3 separate regions of the Homo sapiens genome follow, and all the other regions are linked to region 2. A link is a loop called in an ENCODE intact Hi-C map of the cell type or tissue named here. Cell type or tissue: chondrocyte. All regions are shown on one strand. Each heading gives the region's core, and the rest is flanking DNA. Links, peaks and the distances in the headings are about the cores only. Region 1 holds the start of FBXO27 (F-box protein 27). Region 2 holds the start of FBXO17 (F-box protein 17). Region 3 overlaps GMFG (glia maturation factor gamma).

Region 1 (6,206 bases), core at 1,207-6,206, 56 kb before region 2:
TCCCAGGTTTGAGCGATTCTCCTGCCTCAGCCTCCTGAGTAGCTGGGACTATAGGTGTGTGCCACCACACCCAGCTAATTTTTTTATTTTAAGTAGAGATGGGGTTTCACCACGTTGGCCAGGCTGGTCTCGAACTCCTGACCTCAAGTGATCTGCCTGCCTCGGCCTCCAAAAGTGCTGGGATTACAGGCATCAGCCACAGTCCCTGGCCAACCTACTCAAACTTTTTAAACCTTTTAACTGTTAAAAAAAAAATCAGGCCAGGTGCAGTGGTTCATGCCTGTAATCCCAGCACTTTGGGAGGCCAAGGCGGGAGGATCACCTGAGGTCAGGAGTTTGAGATCAAGCCATTGCATTCCAGCCTGGATGACAAAGTGAAAAAAGTTTTTAAAAAAGTCAAATACTTGAGTCATCATATCTCATTATCAACAAGATTCCCACTGCTTATATATTACATTAAAACTAATATATTAGTTTTAGTGGGCACAGTTGCTCATGCCTATAATCCCAGCACTTGGGGAGGTGGAGGCGAGAGGACCACTTGAGCTCAGGAGTTTGAGACCACCCTGGGCAACAGCAAGACCTTGTCTCTCCTTTAGTCCCAGCTACCCCAGAGGCTAAGGCAGGAGGATGGCTTGACTCCAGGAGTTTGAGGCTAAAGTGAGCTACGACAGAGTGAGACCTGGTCTCAAATATATATATATAAACAGTTTTTTTTAGACAAATTTTCACTCTTGTCGCCCAGGCTGGAGTGCAATGGTGGGATCTCAGCTCACTGCAACCTGTGCCTCCTGGGTTCAAGTGATTCTTCTGCCTTAGCCTCCTGAGTAGCTGGGACTACAAGTGCGCACCACCATGCCCACCTAATTTTTTTTTTTTTTTTTTTTGGTATTTTTAGTAGAGTTGGGGTTTCACCATATTGGCCAGGCTGGTCTCGAACTCCTGGCCTCGTGATCTGCCACCTCGGCCTCCCACAGTGCTGGGATTACAGGCATAAGCCACTGCACCTAGGTTTTTGTATTTTTAGTAGGGACGGAGTTTTACCATGTTGGTGAAGCTGGTCTCAAACACTTGACCTCAGGTGATCCACCTGCCTCGGCCTCCCAAAGTGTTGGGATACAGGTGTGAGCCACCGTGTCCAGTTGAAACAAAATTTTAAAAATGAAAATATACATATTGAGAAGAAATTAGACCAGCATAATAGTTCATCCATCTCTCCTAATTCAGGGTCTCCCTCTCCTATCCACCCAACCCAGCCTCGTTATGCCCCATTTCCCTTCTCTGCTCTAATTTTTCACAGCACTAATCACTTTTTAACACACACACACTTATTATGTTTACTGTTCATCATGACAGAAGCACATTACAGGCTAGTTTGAAGTGTATACACTAATACAACCGTTTCATTCTTTTTTTTACTTGTTTTCTTTTTCTTTTTCTTTTTTTTTTTTTTTTTTTTTTGAGACAGGGTCTCGATGTGTAGCCCAGGCTGAAGTGCAGTGGCATGATCACAGCTCACTGCAGCCTCAACCTCCCAGGCTCAAGCCATCCTCCCACCTCAGCCTCCCAAGTAGCTGAGACTACAGGTGCACACCACTATTTGCAGCTACTTTTTAAATTTTTTGTAGAGACGGGGTTTCACTGTGTTGCCAGCGCTGGTCTCAAACTCCTGGGCTCAAGAGATCCTCCTGCCTCGGCCTCCCAAAGTGCTGGGATTACAGGTGTGAGCCCCCATGCCAGGACCCATTTAATTCTTTTCTGCATTTGTGGAGAGGATTCTAAGAGGGTCAAAAGGAGGTTTTATTTATTTTATTTATTTAAGACAGCTTCTCACTCTGTCGCCTAGGCTGGAGTGCAGTGGTGAGGTCTCAGCTCACTGCAACCTCTGCCTCCCTTGTTGAAGTGATTCTCATGCCTCAGCTTCCCGAGTAGCTGGGATCACAGGCATGCGCCACCATGCCCGGCTAATTTTTGTATTTTCAGTAGAGACGGAGTTTCGCCATTTTGGCCAGGCTGGTCTCACACTCCTGACCTCAAGTGATCCGCCTGCCTCAGCCTCCCAAAGTTCTGGGATTACAGGCGTGAGCCATCATGCCCGGCCTGGAGGTTTTATATTTAATTATTTCCCTGATACTACGTAATTTGCTCATTATGCCAACTGTTTATCATGTCTCTCCCTCTAGAAGGTAAGTTCTTTGTGGGGAAGAATCCATGTCTGGTTTTGTTTGTTGATGTCTTAAACTATGTATACAGCTCACGTTATGTCGAAGCCAAATAAAATATAGAGATATAGAGACAAATCTCTCGATTTAAAATGTTTTGTTGCGGTGGCTCATGCCTGCGATCCCAGCACTTTGGGAGGCTGAGGCGGGCAGATCACCTGAGGTCGGGAGTTTGAGACCATCCTGGCCAACATGGTGAAACCCCGTCTCTACTAAAAATACAAAAATTAGCTGGGCATGGTGGCATGCGCCTGTAATCCCAGCTACTCGGGAGGCTGAGGCAGGAGAATCGCTTGAACCCATGAGGCGGAGGTTGCAGTGAGACGAGATTGCATCACTGCCCTCCAGCCTGGGCGACAGAGCGAGACTCTGTCTCAAAAAAATAATAAAATGTTTTATTTGGGAAGCAAGAATTGACATTCGAGGCATCCACACAGACCAGGCGGTCTTCAGAACTTTCAAAGAACAAAGAGGTTAGAGGTTTTTATAAGAAACAGAAATGTTAGGTATTGTTTTGCAAGAAAGTTCATTGACACTAGCAACGTTCTGGGGAGCTGGCAAGTTCTGACTGGTAAGTGACAGCAGAGGGAAAAACTAGTCTTAGAGTCACGGCAGGTTTTTTCAGTACCAGTTAGACTGCTTCCAGGTTACAACAGGCAGTTTTAACAGCCAGGCTTGCAGAGAATCACTTTCTTGGAGCAATGGTATCTGCCCTAAGTGTTTTCCCCCCGGCCTCTCAACTTTGTTTTAGTTGGATATGACAAGAAGGATCCAATTCACATGATCAACTTTCACAATTTTTTTTTTCTGTTTGTTTTTTGAGACGGAGTCTCACTCACTCTTTTGCACAGGCTGGAGTGCAGTGGTGCAATCTCTGCTCACTGCAACCTCCCCCTCCCGGATTCAAGCAATTCTCCTGCCTAAGCCTCCAAATTAGCTGGGATTACAGGCGCGTGCTACCACGCCCAGCTAATTTTTGTATTTTTAGTAGAGACGGGGTTTCACCATGTTGGCCAGGCTGGTCTCGAACTTCTGACCTCAAGCGATCCGCCTGCCTTGGCCTCCCAAAGTGCTGGGATTACGGGCATGAGTCACCGCACCCAGCCACAATTGTATTTTTATTGGACAGAGCTGATCTAGAGGTTAAAATGAGGAATTCCGGAGCTAGGCTGGCTGGATTCAAATCCCTACTAGCTGGTGATCATAGACAAGCCACTTGGCCTCTGCTGGTCTCAGTTTTTTCACCTGTGAAGTAAAGGGCATAACAGCACCTACTTCATGGGGTTGCCACCCTGGCTGGCAGTAAAACCGTCCATAAAAGTTGGCTGGTGTTACTATTGGTTGCATTAATTTTTAGCAGCCGGAGCCTGTTTTCTCCTGTGAAATGAAGATAACCACGCCCGACCTTAAAGGTGATGGAAATTTTTTAACACGTTAACGGATACGAGGCCTCCCACTCAGAAGCCTGACCAAAATAACAATGGTTGCTCAGAGCCAGACGTCTCATTGCTACTAACGAATTAGGGACACTTCAAGGGGCCGGCTGGAGGGGACGGCTGTGAGCAGCAGGCCTTGGCTCCTGGCTGCACCTGGCCCCGTCGCGGGAAGCAGGTTGGGTTTGGAGAGCGGGAGGGAGCAGGCGGGAGGGGCTGGCGAGTAAGAAAGAGGATGCAGGGGTGGGTGAAGCTGGCTAGTAAGAGGGGAGGGGCCGGCGAGTAAAAAGGACGCAGAGGGGCGTGGGGAGCTTGCGGCACAGCTAGGGCATCCCGGCGAGGAGCGCCGCCAGGCCCCGGGGTAGGACTTGGGGTGCGGTGTCGGTGCGGCCGCCGAGGGGGGCTGATTGCATGCAATTCGGGGCATACACACAGACCGCGGGGTCTCCGGGATATCGGGGCTATCAAGGACGGGCTGGGGGATGGGGACTTGGGGACGGGGCCCAGGGATGGTGAAGACGGGGGTGCGGCTGGCAGAATCAGGGCAGGCAGAGGCTGCGCGCCGCGGAGGCTGCTGGTCCCTGACGCCTTGACCCTTCCTCTCCCGCAGCCACAGCCGGGCCTGGCGGGGGGACCATGGGCGCCTCGGTCTCCAGGGGCCGGGCCGCCCGGGTCCCCGCGCCGGAGCCGGAACCCGAAGAGGCGCTGGACCTGAGCCAACTACCCCCAGAGCTGCTTCTGGTGGTGCTGAGCCACGTCCCCCCGCGCACGCTGCTCGGGCGCTGCCGCCAAGTGTGCCGGGGCTGGCGAGCCCTGGTGGACGGCCAGGCCCTGTGGCTGCTGATCCTGGCCCGCGACCACGGCGCCACCGGCCGCGCGCTGCTGCACCTCGCCCGCAGCTGCCAGTCTCCCGCCCGTAACGCCAGGCCTTGCCCCCTGGGCCGCTTCTGCGCGCGCAGACCCATCGGACGCAACCTTATTCGCAACCCCTGCGGCCAAGGTGGGATCTCGGAAGAGGAAGTCCAGGATGCTGGGCCACAGTGGGAGCGGTAGCGGGGCCGGAGGGGCGGGGCCGCACTGGGACCGGTACTAGGGGCCGCAGGGGCAGGGCCGCAGTGGGACCGGTGGGAGGAGTCGGAGAGGCGGGGCAGCATTGGGAGCCGGTGTGAGGTGCCGGAGGGGCGGGGCAGCATTGGGAGCCGGTGGGAGGTGTCGGAGGGACGAGGCAGCATTGGCACGCAGGGTGCAGGGCTGACTGGGCAGGGCTTCACCGTTTGCCTGTGGGAGGGGTGGGAGTGGGGCAGTTCTGGGAGCCCGAGAGAGGGGTTGGAGGGGCAGGGCTTTGCTGCAAATCAGTGAGAAGGGCCAGAGGAGCGGGGCTTTGCCCTGAGCTGGTGGGAGGGGAAGGGGGCGGGGCCTCGGTGGGAAGGGTCAGGTGAGTGAGCTGCACTGTGAGCACGTGGGAGGGGCTAGGGGCGGGGTCTCACTAGGAACCAACAGGCGGGCGACTGGAACTTGGGCACAAGCCTTTTTTATTTCACAGAAGGCCTCCGAAAGTGGATGGTGCAACACGGTGGGGACGGCTGGGTGGTGGAGGAAAACAGGACAACCGTGCCTGGGGCCCCTTCTCAGACGTGCTTCGTGACTTCATTCAGGTGAATGCCCCTGCTATCCAAAGGTCCGGCCCCTTGTTGAGAAAGGCCTGCCTGTTCTCATTACCCTGTCTCCTGCATTCCCAGCTGGTGTTGCAAGAAGCAGGTCTTGGACCTAGAGGAGGAGGGTCTGTGGCCAGAACTGCTGGATAGTGGCAGGATTGAGATTTGTGTCTCTGACTGGTGAGTGTGACGATTAAAATAGCCCCTTGCTAAGCACTGACTGCATGTGACATGGCCTTTTTATGGGTGACTTAATTTAGGCCTCCTAACCCCTCCTTACAGATAAAAAATCTGAAGTTCAGGCCAGCCATGGTGGCTCACACCTATAATCCCAGCACTTTGGGGGGTCGAGGCAGGCAGATCACTTGAGGTCAGGAGTTCGAGACCAGCCCAACCAGCATGGCAAAACCTCGTCTCTACTAAAAATACAAAAAAAAAATTAGCCGGGCCTGGTAGTGCACACCTGTAGTCCCACATACTTGGGAGGCTGAGGCAGGAGAATCACTTGAACCCAGGAGGTGGAGGTTGTACCACTACACTCCAGCCTGGACGACAGAGTGAGACTCAGTCCTGGAAAAAAAAAAGAAAGAAAAGAAACTGAAGTTCAGGGAGGTGAAGTGAAAAACACACTCACAGTTCTAGTAATTAGCAGAGTACACACTTTCTGCTCATGCCCAAAAGGATGTGGATTGGAAGACAGAAGATGAGATCCAGTACAGAGACCTTTGGCCCAGCTCAGTCTTGTCTGTGAATGAATGAGATGCTCCTTGCCTTAGGAGGAGAAAACAGCATAGTTAGCCAAGAGCTTAGGTTCTGGAGCCAGACCTCCCAGATTCAAACCCTAGCTCTGTGGCTTTGTAGCCTTGGGCAAGTCACAGCATACCTCTGTTTCCCCT
Region 2 (6,296 bases), core at 849-5,848:
TGCACAAGGTAAGGGACTGTGAGAACACGTGCCCTATAGCGTAGGCCATCTCTCCAGAGGCTGGAAAGTTAGATTTGTATGTGACATCCGTCCATTTTTCACTGTTTGCAATAATTGCACCATTTTTTTTTTGAGTCGGAGTCTCACTTTGTCGCCTAGGCTGGAGTGCAGTGGAGCAATCTCAGCTGACTGCAGCCTCTACCTCCTGGGTTCAAGTGATCTTCACACCTCAACATCCCAAGTAGCTGGGATTACAGGCATCTGCCACCACTCCAGGCTAATTTTTGTATTTATATTTGTATTTTTTTATATTTATTTATTTTTGAGACAAACTTTTGTTCTGTCACCCAGGCTGGAGTGCAGTGGCACGATCTCAGCTCACTGCAACCTCCGCCTCCTGGGTTCAAGTGATTCTCCTGCCTCAGCCTCCCAAGTAGCTGGAACCACAGGTGCCCTCCACCACACCTGGCTAATTTTTGTATTTTTAGTAGAGACAGGATTTCACTATATTGGCCAGGCTAGTCTCAAACTCCTGACCTTCTGATCCGCCCGACTTGGCCTCCTAAAGTGCTGGGATTACAGGAGTGAGCCACTGCACTGGCCCATTGCACCATTTTTAAAACACAACACCTGACCAGTAATTGCAGAAAAATGGGCAAAGGTGATTAATGACAAACTATGTAGAAAGAAATGCAAATAGCTCTTAAACACATGAAAAGATGACCAATGTCCTCATCTTAGGAGAAATGCGAAGGAAGATACCAGGGCAATACCTTTTTTTGTTTTCTTTTGACTTCTTAGATAGGCAAAGATGTAAACTTCGTTTGTTTGTTTGTTTGTTTTGAGACAGAGTCTTGCTGTGTTGCCCAGGCTAGAGTGCAGTGGCACAATCTCAGCTCAGTGCAACCTCCGCCTCCTGGGTTCAAGCAATCCTCCTGCCTCAGCCCTCCTAGTAGCTGGGACTGCAGACACATGCCACCACACCCAGCTAATTTTTGTATTTTTAGTAGAGACGGGGTTTTGCCATGTTGGCCAGGCTGGTCTCAAACTCCTGACCTCAGGTGATCCGCCTGCCTTGGCCTCCCAAAGTGTTGGGATTACAGGCGTGAGCCACCGCGCCCGGCCTGTTTATTTGTCTTGAGATAGAGTCTTGCTCTGTCACTCAGGCTGGAGTACAGTGGCACCATTACAGCTCACTGCAGCCTTAACCTCCCAGGCTCAGGCGGTCCTCCTGCCTCAGCCCCCCAAGTAGCTAGAACCACAGTCACACACCATCATAGCCAGGTAATTTTTAAATTTTTTGTAGAGATGGGGGTCTCACTATGTTGCACAGGCTGGTCTTGAACTCCTGGTCTCAAGTGATCCTGCTGCCTCCCAAAGCACTAGGATTACAGACATGAGCCACCGTGCCCGGCCAATGTAAACATTTGATAACACATCAGATTGGCAAATGTCAGGGCCTCCTAGTTCAGTTCTTCTTGGTTGATGGGAATGACAGTTGAGGTTTTATTGTGATAGAAGGCTTTAGATTTAATTGGGTAGAAACAGGCCTTGCTCAGCAGAAAGAGCTGCAAAGTAGGCACATCAGCCTGCACCATGTGAGGAGACACCAGGAACAAATGTGACTCCGAGGGAAAGCACGACCAAGACCATAAATAAAACCTCTCTTCCTGTTCAGATCCAAGCACATGGACAGGCTCTGAGTGACAACCGCATTCAGTGGGCTGCCCTGCTAGAGGTTCCCCAGGCCTCTCCACCGGTCCTGAATCATCAGCCTTCCTGAAACTGGCTCTGACCTAAAGCCGAAACCTCAGCAGGTCTGAGGCGGTTACCAGGGCTCCTTATATTGGGTGAGTCAAATCACACTCCCTGCAGGAAAGGAGTCTAAAAACTAGAATACCAATAATAAAGAAACAAGGCCAGATGCAGTGGCTTATGCCTGTAATCCCAGCATTTTGGGAGGCCAAGGCAGGCGGATTGTTGAGCTAATGAGTTCGAGACCAGCCTGGGCAGCATGGCGAAACCTCATCTCTACAAAAAATACAAAGATTAGCCGGGCATGGTGGCGTGCCCCTGTAGTCCCAGCTACTTGAGGGGCTGAGGTGGGAGGATCACTTGAGCCCAGGAGATCAAGGCTGCAGTGAGCTGTGATCATGCCACTGCACTCCAGCCTGGGTAACAGAGCCAGACGCTGACTCAAAAATAAATCAATAAATGAAAAATAAACAATTCCACTTTTTGTAATAATAACAATAAAGAAACAAGCTCAAGTCCATGGGTATCAGCACACTGGTGACACGTGTCAGCACAAGTATGCATTAGCTTTGTAATCATTATAATAACACACAATTGCTTTGTCTATTTGTTAAGGTATTTACAACAATCGCAAACATCTGACATTAGATTTGGGAAGGCTTTAAGCGATGGCTTTTGGAAGGAATGTTGAAATGATTAGGGAAATCTGGTTTCGAGGAAGACTTAGAGGAACAACTGTTTAATGTTTTATCAAAGAACAAAGATTAGTTAGTATTCTTGTCCCTACATATGCAAGCCCCTGGATGTCAGAGAATTGAGCAGCATGAAGAAATGGCTACTTACGGCCAGGCGTGGTAGCTCACGCTTGTAATCCCAGTACTTTGGGAGGCCAAGACAGGCAGATCACCTGAGGTCAAGAGTTCGAGACCAGCCTGGCCAACATGGCCAAACCCCCTCTCTACTAAAAATACAAAAATTAGCCAGGCGTGGTGGCGCGTTCCTGTAATCCCAGCTACTCGGGAGGCTGAGGCACAAGAATTGCTTGAGCCCGGGAGGTGGAGCTTGCAGTGAGCCAAGATCTAGCCACTGCACTCCAGCCTGGGCAACAGAGCGAGACTCCGTCTCAAAAAACTAAAATAAAATAAATAAACCCCCCAAAATCCGGAATGCAAAACAAACCTAGGCCTACGCCTTTCACATAAGGAACTGCGTGTGGATCTGTGCTAAAAACTCTACCAATAATACAGTAATTTTACAACCCACAGCAGAAAATGCTTTCAAAGGCGGTTGTTACAAATAATGTAATAGTAGTCAAATTAGCGTTGGCTCTGAGTCCAGCACTGTGCTCCGCGCTGCACACGCAGTCTCACGCCGTCCTCACGATGGCGCTGTGGGGCCTGGCTGAGGTTTCTAGGGGAAGGGGCTTTAGGGAATCCAGGCTCTCTGGCTGTGTGACCCCTCCAAGCTAGCGACTTGGACTACGTGCAACAGACCAGGTATCTCTGGACTTCAGTTTCTCGGGAGAGGCGTCCATGAGGAGGTCATGCATACAAAGCATTTAGCACAGTGGCAGATATGAGCCAGTGGGCCTGGAGAATGATTTACCAGCGTGGGGGAGGCCTGGCTTCCAGAAAACTAGCTCTGGGGTGTCTGAGATCAGTCACCTTGAGGTCCCTGGTGCAATCTAGGGCCATCAGAAGGGACTGCAAAGACCCAAGGGCAGAGGTAAAGGGAGAAAATGGGTCGCGGCCCCAGCCTGACCGAAACTGAACCTCCGGATTAATTCAGTTGTCTATAGCTGGGGGGATGGGGAGGACAGGGGAGTCCTAAGGTGGAAGGGTACAGGTTTGTCATTGCCACAGAGAGTGCGTGTGGTGAAGGGATTTAATTTAAGATCAGCCCCGGGCTTCTGAGAATCTGGCCCTGGGAAGCAACGTAAATACAAGAAAATCCCTGTGGCCAGGGACTTTGATCCAAGTGTTTCGAATCAGGCCCTGGGTCGGGCTCACAGCTAAGCGGTTTACCAACCGTGGACCTGTGCAGGATCCCATGGATGTGAGGGGTGGAGACGGCCGCAAGCAGGAGGCCAGGACCAGAAGGAAACGGAATTTGGGTGGGGGTGGGGAGCTAGGACCAGTCCCCCCGCGGGGGCGTCTTGGGGATGTGGAACTCGCACACCCAGAGGAGGTGGCTCTCCCAGGGGTGGGCCCCGGATCCTAGGGGCGCGGGGCTGGCCCCGCTCCCCGCTGGCCTCGCGGCAACTGGGCCTCCCCCTCGCTGCACGCAGCCCTCCAAGCTCCCCCGCCCGCCCGCCCTCGCTCCCGCTGGGCCCCGCAGCCGGAGGAGGGGCGGCCTCCCGCCCCCGCCCGCTGGATCTCAGAGTCGCCGCCCCCGGCGCCGGGCTGCAGCCGCCACGCCCCGGGAGAGGACCGACCGCCCAGACCGCCGGTCCCGGGGCCCCCTGGGCCACGCCGATCACGGGGAGCCCCTCGACTGCCTCCCAGAACAAAGTGGGAAAGGGAAGCTTAGCCCGCCGCTGCCGCCTCCGAGCAGCCCGCCAGGTGAGCGCCGGGACAGGTAGGGGACCCAGGTCGGGACCCAAGCGTCAGTCCCGTTCTCGCCCACAGCTGGGGCGCCCCGGGAAGGATTCCCGCGCCAGGCCCTGCCCGGAGGGGCGGGTCCCTGGGAGTCCCATAACCCGCAGCGTCGCTTTCCCGGGCCCTCCCTCGGCCTGAGGCTCCTTTAAACCCAAAGTTATACAAATGCACGTTAGAAAGCCCTAAATCTGGAAGGGCTTTGCTTTGAACGTGGGTGTTCGAACGCCCAGGCCTCTCCATCCCTGCGCTCGTCCGCGGAGGCCACCATCCAAAACCCCTGCCAAACGCTGCAAACCAACACGTGGGCGCAACAGCCCGGGGAAGGCCAGGCCGCTTTTTACCGTTGCTGGATTTTCTGTCTTCTGGCCGTCAGTCCCTTCGCAGAATCTGTGAATCAGAAGCCTTGGAGGGCGGTTTCTCGATTTAGCAACTTGGGCACATTATGTGTTTCGCTGCGGCCCCAACCCTCAATTTAAATTTTGTTCTGCCAAGTTACTTTTGCAATGTTCAGTGATATGTTCGAAAGCTCTGTATACTGCCTCTTCAACTTTAGACAGCGTCTATTTACTCCATATTTTGAAAGACAAATATTATGGGAGTCTAGTTGTAAAATAAATAATACTTCTTTAAAAATGTTCCAGTAATACACGACACTCAGACACGTAGGACAGGACAGAGCTTTGCATGGAAAACAACACGCCTTTAAACAACAACCTCTCCCTCACCACCGCCCCCAACCCCTGTCGGCCAAATACATTTTTTTGTTAACTACATTACTTTTCAAAAATGGCAAGAAGTAACTCGTGATCGCTGGTGCCTCGTTTTTAACTTTTTCCACTTTTTATTCCTCTGGTATCTATTTCCAAATCTTTACAGCATATTTTTGGATTGTTATTTCTTATTTCATCAACTTTTAGACAACGCGTCCATGGATCCCTTGCTAAAAATAGGAGACAACTTTGATCATCTCCGTGGTTTTCCTCCTCCCTATATAATCACCTCCCTGTATAGTCAGGACATTACTTTCGGCTTCTCTATTGGCTACTTTTCTAACATAAAATAATTTTTTTAACTTGTATTTATTGTTCCATTAAATATACCTAGTATCTGTTGACTCTCTTTTTGTAAGGCTTGGCTAAGGAGCTTCTTTTTAAAAAATATATTTTTAGGCCGGGCGTGCGCGGTGGCTCACGCTTGTAATCCCAGCACTCTGGGAGGCCGAGGCGGGCGGATCACCTGAGGTCAGGAATTCAAGACCAGCCTGGCCAACATGAACCCCGTCTCTACTAAAAGTACAAAAATTAGCCAGGCGTGGTGGTAGGCGCCTGTAATCCCAGCTACTCAGGAGGCTGAGGAAGGAGAATCGCTTGAACCCTGGAGGTGGAGGTTGCAGTGAGCCAAGATTGTGCCATTGCACTCCAGCCTGGGTGACAAGAGCAAGACTCTGTCTCAAAAAAAAAAAAACTATATATGTACATATATATATGTGTGTATATATATGTGTATATATATATATGTATATATATATATACACATATATATTTGAGACCCTGTCTCAAATCAAATCAAATCAAATCAAAACTGTGTTGCCCAGGCTGGAGTACAGTGTCGTAATCATGGCTCACTGCAGCCTCAACCTCCTGGGCTCAAGAGATCCTCCCACCTCAGCCTCCTGAGTAACTAGGGCTACAGGTGCACGCCCCCCCACCAAACCCCACTAATTTTTTTATTTTTTGTGGATACGGGGTTTTGCCGTGTTACCCAGGCTGGTCTCGAACTCCTGGGCTCAAGCCATCTGCTCGTCTTGGCCATCAAAAGTCCTGGGATTACAGGTGTGAGCCACCGGCGCCCAAACAAAAAGATATATTTTTAAAATAACATTTTTGTATTTATGTAAATATTAATTTCTTCAATTCTAATCAAATTCTACATATGGCTTAGAAA
Region 3 (6,296 bases), core at 761-5,760, 350 kb before region 2:
TCGGCCTCCCAAAGTGCTGGGATTACAGGCGTGAGCCACCGCGCCTGGTGGAGGACCTTGTCTCTATTAAAAAAAAAAAAAATTAGCCAGGCATGGTGGCATGTGCCTGTGGTTCCAGCTACTTGGGAGGCTGATGTCGGGGGTCAGTTGAGTTCAGGAAGCTGAGGCTGCAAGTGAGCCAAGATAGCACCCCTGTACTCCAGCCTGGGTGACAGAGCAAGACCCTGTCTCAAAAAAACAAAAAAAGAAATTTTCCTTCTTTTTCAATGTTTGGGAACACTTTAGGTAGCAAACAAATTAATTATTATTATTGTTATTTTATTAAAAAAATTTTTAGAGACAGGGTCTCACTGTGTCACCCAGGCTATTGGGCAGTGCTGTGATCCTGGCTCACTGTAGCCTCTAACTCCTGGGCTCAAGCCATCCTCCTGCCTCAGCCTCCCAAGTAACTGGGACTACAGGCACTGCCACTGCACCCTGCTAAAGGAATGACTCGACTTTTAACTATCAGGTAGAATCCTGGGCGAAGTCACATGAGCCTGGTGCTTTTTTTGGTGGAAGAGCTCTTTGACTATTTCTGTGAAAACTGGTCTGCTAAGATTTTTCATCTTGACTGAATTCATTTTGGGTCTCTAGGATTAGAGGCTGTAGGACTCAACAAGGACCAGCTTCATGGGCATATGATAATTGCACAGGGCCCCGCACCCAGGAGGGGGCCTCACACATGGGGGTTAACGGTCACCTTCTTTATAGTTTTATCTTTGAATTTCTGTTTTGTATGAAGTCAGATGGGACAATGGACTTCACACAAATGTGCTGGGGTTTGGAGCTAGGTTCACAGGCAGTCCACCACCTGGCTGCCTCCCTGAACAGGTTCTCAGCCACCCACTCTCTGCACCCACCCAGTGACCGCTGCTGTCCTTGGGTTTCCTGCTGGTGTAGGGAGGGTCAGGGTCCAGAAGGCACCCCTTGCCTGACAAGTTACAGGGTGTTCCTGTGAGCATCTGCACTCTGCCTGCGCATATCCTCATGCCCGAGGGAGCACGACTTTAAATAGCAAACTAAAAAAGACAGGCTGAGCGCAGTGGCTCACACCTGTAATCTCAGCACTTTGGGAGTCTGAGGTGGGAGTACTGCTTGTGGCCAGGAGTTCAAGACCAGCCTGGGCAACATAACAAGACCCCCATTTCTACTAAAATTTTTTAAAAAAAGGCCAGGCGCAGTGGCTCATGCCTGTAATCCCAGCACTTTGGGAGGCTGAGGTGGACAGATCACTTGAGCTCAGGAGTTCGAGACCAGCCTGGGCAACATGGTGAAACTCTGTCTCTGCAAAAAACACAAAAAACATTAGCTGGATGTGGTGGCACGCCCCTGTAATCTCAGCTACTTGGGGGGCTGAGGCAGGAGGATCACCTGAACCTGGGAGGTCGAGGCTGCAATGAGCTGAGACCACGTCCCTGTACTCCAACCTGGGTGACAAAGTGAGACCCTGTCTCAAAAAAAAAAAAAAAAAAATTAGCTGGGCATGGTGGTGTGCACCTATACTCCCAGCTACTCTGGAGGCTGAGATAGGAGGATTGCTTGAGCCCAGGAGTTCAAGACTGCAGTGAGCTAGGATCGCACCATTGCACTCCAGCCTGGGCAACAGAGTGAGGCCCTGTCTCTAATAACAGTAAAAAAAAAAGACGATGATCAGTCTAGAGAGAGACTACAAAAGAAAGGAAAACAATTTTCCTGCTTCTTGAACAAGATGCCCCACATTTTCATTTTATACCGGGCTTGGATGATTCTGTAGCCATCACTGGTCACAGTGCACCTGGGGTTCAAGTGCACTGGACAGAATTGCATAGGGGGTGAGAACTTACACGCTGGCATTCACTTTCCCAGGTTCAAATCTCTCCCCTATCTGTAGAACCTTAGGCAAGTGACTTTGGGCCTCAGTTTTCTCATCTGTACGATGGGGATATTAATAGCACCTATATTATAAAGTAATTGTGAGTCAAATGAGCACTATCATTATTATTATTATTTGAGATGGAGTTCCACTTTTGTCACCCACGCTGGAGTGCAATGGCGTGATCTTGGCTCACTGCAACCTCTGCCTCCTGAGTTCAAGCGATTCTCCTGCCTCAGCCTCCTGACTAGCTGGGATTACAGGCGCCCACCACTACTCCAGGCTAATTTTTGTATTTTTAGTAGAGACGAGGTTTCACCATGTTGGCCAGGCTGGTCTCGAACTCCTGATCTCAGGTGATCCACCCGCCTCGGCCTCCCAAAGTGCTGGGATTATAGGTGTGAGTCCTGCGCCCGGCCCTATGATTATTTTTTAATCATTTGTTGTGTTTGAGGTCAGTACCCTGAGTCCCAGACATCAACCCTGGGTTCTCAGACTCAGCCAACATTTCAAGGCTGTGGACTCAGGTAATGGCTGTTAAGCCTGGGCTGCAGGCCAGAGTCCTGATTTTCAATTCCCTTTCACGGTAGGTTCGTGGTTTACAGCTACAAGTACGTGCATGACGATGGCCGAGTGTCCTACCCTTTGTGTTTCATCTTCTCCAGCCCTGTGGGTGAGACACAGCTCTACTGTCCTCAGGAGAGGGTCTTCGATTCTGTGTGTGTGTGTTTGTGTGTAAATGCGAATGTGTGCAGGCACTTGTGTAAGAGTGTGAGCATGTGACAGCCTGTGTGTGACTGGGTGAGGATGTGTGTGTGTCGCACGCATGATGTGGGAGGGCAGTGAAGTGGAGGTGGGGGCTCAGATTCACCAAGAGCCCACCCGTTCTCAGTCCTGGGGCCTAAGCCAACCCACCTTTTCCTTTCACCTAGAAATCCCCGTCTGGCCCCTAAATCATCTCCAGAGACCCTCAGAATAACTTGAAGCCCCCAAGCCAACCTAGAAACTGAGTACAGTGCAGGGACCTCCTTAGAAGAGCTCCTAGGACCCTTGGCAAGCTGCAGGGCCTTCAGGACATTACTAGAGCTTTAGAGAACACGCCTGGGTCCCCACTGATGTGCCTTTCTCCTCTTTTCCACGCAGGCTGCAAGCCGGAACAACAGATGATGTATGCAGGGAGTAAAAACAGGCTGGTGCAGACAGCAGAGCTCACAAAGGTTCAGACTGGGATGGGGCTCCAGAGTGTTAGGGAGAGGTGGTGTGGGTCCTGGGTCTGAGGGAAGAGGGACTAGAGTCCTCACTGTCTCAGTGGTTTTTGTTTTTGTTTTTGTTTTTTTAAAGAACTGGGTCTCGCTCTGTCATCCAGGCTGGAGTGCAGTGGCACAACCTCGGCTCACTGCAACCTCCTCCTCCTGGGTTCAAGCAATTCTCCTGCCTCAGCCTCCCAAGTAGTGGGACGACAGGCACACGCCACCACACCTGGCTACTTTTTGTATTTTTAGTAGAGTCAGGGTTTCACCATATTGGCCAGGCTGGTCTCGAACTCCTGACCTTAAGTGATCCACCCACCTCAGCCTCCCAAAGTGCTCTCTTACAGGTGAGCCACCGTGCCCAGCCACTGTCTCAGTGTTTGAGTAGATCATAATGCCGAGACCTCTCTCTGCCCAGGTGTTCGAAATCCGCACCACTGATGACCTCACTGAGGCCTGGCTCCAAGAAAAGTTGTCTTTCTTTCGTTGATCTCTGGGCTGGGGACTGAATTCCTGATGTCTGAGTCCTCAAGGTGACTGGGGACTTGGAACCCCTAGGACCTGAACAACCAAGACTTTAAATAAATTTTAAAATGCAAAAACTCGGAGATCCTCAGTTTGGACTCAGTTTCTGCCTCTTCTGGGCTCTAGCCGACGGTTCCTGCAGTACGAGGCTTGGGCCAGCAGGGGGCGGGCTGACCTAGAGGAATGCGAGCTGGGTCCCGGGAGGGAAGGAGGATACCTCTTTCTTAGAAAGAAAGGGAAGGGCCTGAAGGATTTCCTTGGGGGGTGGGGGACGGATGGGCGAGGCCTGGGTCTCCTGGAGGTATTGGGGAAATATCTGGATCTACAGAGCGGTCACTCCCAAGGGGAACAAGGACCCCTGAGAATAAAGGAGGCAAAGTGCCCGTTTCCTCCCCCACTCCCCACCTCTGGGGGGTAGGAGGCATCACCGAATGCGACTTTTCTCAGCTGAGCCCTTAGATAGGAAGAATTTAAAGGCCGAAGAGGTTTGAACGTAATTGCTTCAGGATCTCAGGAGCTGCTGGGGGGTGGATGGTTTGTACGGTCAGGTAGGCCTGAACACCCAGGGCTGGGGAAGCTGAAGTCGATCCTGGGCCCTCGGTGGACTCCCAGGGGTGTGAGATTGAGGAGACAGGGAAGGGACACTTGCCCCCATCTGAAGATTCTTCTTTTCTTTTTTCTGGCATCTCTTGACATCGAACTTTCTCAGGCTTTCTGCGTCTGTCTCTGAGGGACATTGATTAAGTACCCACAATGTACCGGGCTCTGAGAATTCCGAGATGGGCAGGTCTTCACAGAGATGAATCACACCCTTTCTGTCTCTCTGCTTCTCTTCCATGTTTCTAATTGTTCCCCTCTCTGTCCCCGGTTTCAGGGACGTGGGAACTCCCTCCCCCCACCCCTTTTCAGGTTCCCGGTAGAGAGGTGGCTGTTGCCATGGTAACAAAGACATAGTGACCTTGGGCCTGGGCTGCCCGTTCCCCCAACCTTGGTGTTTCCGGGGATAGGGTCCAAAAAGCCCAGCTCCAAGCCCTCCCAGCCTTAACACACCATCCCCTTACCACCCCACTCTACCCTATCTCTTGCCCGCTCACCCCCAATCAGGGCAAGTCCTTTGCATGAGGGATTCGGGATAGAATCACTCTACACTGGTCCATAGAGAAAATTCACCCTGCCCTAAATTCTCTGGAGGGTTAGGTTGAGCTCCTCTGCCCTCCACTAGTGCTGTTTTCCTGTCCCTATCTCTCTGTCCCTCCCTCTGATCACAGGCCCAGTCCCTGAAGGCAGGAGATGGAGGAGGAGGAGGACTGGAGACAAGAGGGGTCATTCAATTAAATGGACAAGGAACTCCTGGCCTGCAGAGGTCAGAGAGGCAGAGGGACTCATCCAAGGTCATGCACTTACATGATCAAATGAATACTAATAGCTGACCCTCCTCTTGAGGGCTTCCTATGTACCAGGTACTTCTATAAGCAGTTTATAGGCATTAGCTTATTTAATTATTGCAATACCTCGTGAAAAAGGTACTATTATTCTCTCCAACTTAAAGACGATAAAAATCTGAGGCATAGAAGCCAAAGGCACCTGTGGTCTGTACAGTTAGAACTCTTTAAGCCCAGGCTATCTTGGGGGTCAATGGCCACACTCTCTCTTAGGCAAGAGACTTAGGGAACCTCCTCCTCCTCCCCGCTCCCCTCCCCCTCCCCTCCCCTTCCCTCTCCCCCTCCCCCTCCCCCCCCTCCTCCTCGTCCTCCTTGGTGGTACTCCCACCCTCCATAGTGGAACTTCTGTTTCATCCAGGCTTGTGATTACAAACGGTCCAATCAGAAAGAGCCATGCACAAGGACTTGCCCGATCAGGAGCAAAGCATGGGAAAGCAGGGGCCAATCAGAAAGGGTGGCTCACAGGCGCAGTCCAATGCAGAGGGAGTACAGCTAGGGATTGTGGAAGGACCAATCAGAGAGGCCAGAACAGACTGCACTATCCAATGAGGAGTCAGCACAATGGGACGTGTCTTCGGGTTTGGGGAGATTCCCTGGAGAGGCAGTACAAACTGGGGACCGCCTCCTCTAGTTCCACCAACCTATCCTATAAACGCCCACAGATCCAAGCTCCCTAAGTTTTGAGTCGGTGCCCTAGACTTGGGGGACTTCCTAACCTTGAAAGGGCCGGAATGGGCATTGCTTAGCTTTAAAAGGGCTGGAGTTTTTGCTTTGGGGCAGGGCCTAAGAGTCTGGGGGTGGGGCCTAGGCTTGGGGCGGGGCCAGAAGAATGGGATTGGTAGAGGGTCTGTATTAGGTTTGGGGCAGGAATTAGGGCTCCAGGGAAACAATTAAGATGTCTAGTTCAACCTGTTGCCCGTTTTTCAGGCCAACTCACACATTCCCTTACCTTATGGGACATTCTCCAGCTGCTGGGTATACCCTTTTCTTCTAGGGAACCTGGGCTAAGAGGTCGTTATTTATTCCTTCCTGTGGTCCCTGAACTGAGTCTGGAGCCAGACTAGATCCCCAGTCCTCTCCCAAGACGCATTTGAGAACACATGTTGGGCCAGGCACGGTGGCTCACGCCTGTAATCCCAGAGGATCACCTAAGGTCAGGAGTTCGAGACCAGCCTGGTCAACATG

Evidence for each region. A loop is a pair of places that touch in the nucleus more often than their neighbours do. Peaks named below come from ENCODE experiments on the same cell type or tissue, not always from the same donor. Only the 100,000 strongest peaks of a DNase experiment are listed, where the experiment ranks them.
Region 1: it touches region 2 in a loop (4-fold over the local background); 27 of 110 quality-filtered maps call a loop at or near these places.
Region 3: it touches region 2 in a loop (3-fold over the local background); 45 of 110 quality-filtered maps call a loop at or near these places.

Annotation. Positions count from the first base shown.
Region 1 is chr19:39,030,313-39,036,518 of GRCh38, reverse strand. FBXO27 (F-box protein 27) reads left to right here and starts at 3,970. Exons shown (of 6, transcript NM_178820.5): 1 at 3,970-4,016; 2 at 4,266-4,655; 3 at 5,199-5,310; 4 at 5,395-5,490. The coding sequence starts at 4,292. RefSeq lists silencers at 4,192-4,261, 4,322-4,471, 4,672-4,751, 4,902-5,141, 4,991-5,173 and enhancers at 4,083-4,875, 5,282-5,391. In chondrocyte, for the core only: a CTCF peak has its summit at 4,274; DNase peaks (open chromatin) are centred at 3,938, 4,448, 4,778 and 5,143.
Region 2 is chr19:38,973,606-38,979,901 of GRCh38, reverse strand. It overlaps FBXO17 (F-box protein 17), which reads left to right and starts at 4,160. Exons shown (of 6, transcript NM_024907.7): 1 at 4,160-4,316. RefSeq lists enhancers at 1,614-1,713, 2,164-2,213. In chondrocyte, for the core only: CTCF peaks have their summits at 2,951, 3,161 and 5,059; DNase peaks (open chromatin) are centred at 4,223 and 4,632.
Region 3 is chr19:39,325,815-39,332,110 of GRCh38, reverse strand. It overlaps GMFG (glia maturation factor gamma), which reads left to right. Exons shown (of 7, transcript NM_004877.4): 5 at 2,485-2,567; 6 at 3,038-3,111; 7 at 3,563-3,752. The coding sequence ends at 3,634. Among named protein-coding and RNA genes, the nearest start is that of GMFG, 7.1 kb to the left of the region's middle. In chondrocyte, for the core only: CTCF peaks have their summits at 3,604 and 3,820 (motif pointing right); no DNase peak of the experiment used is centred there.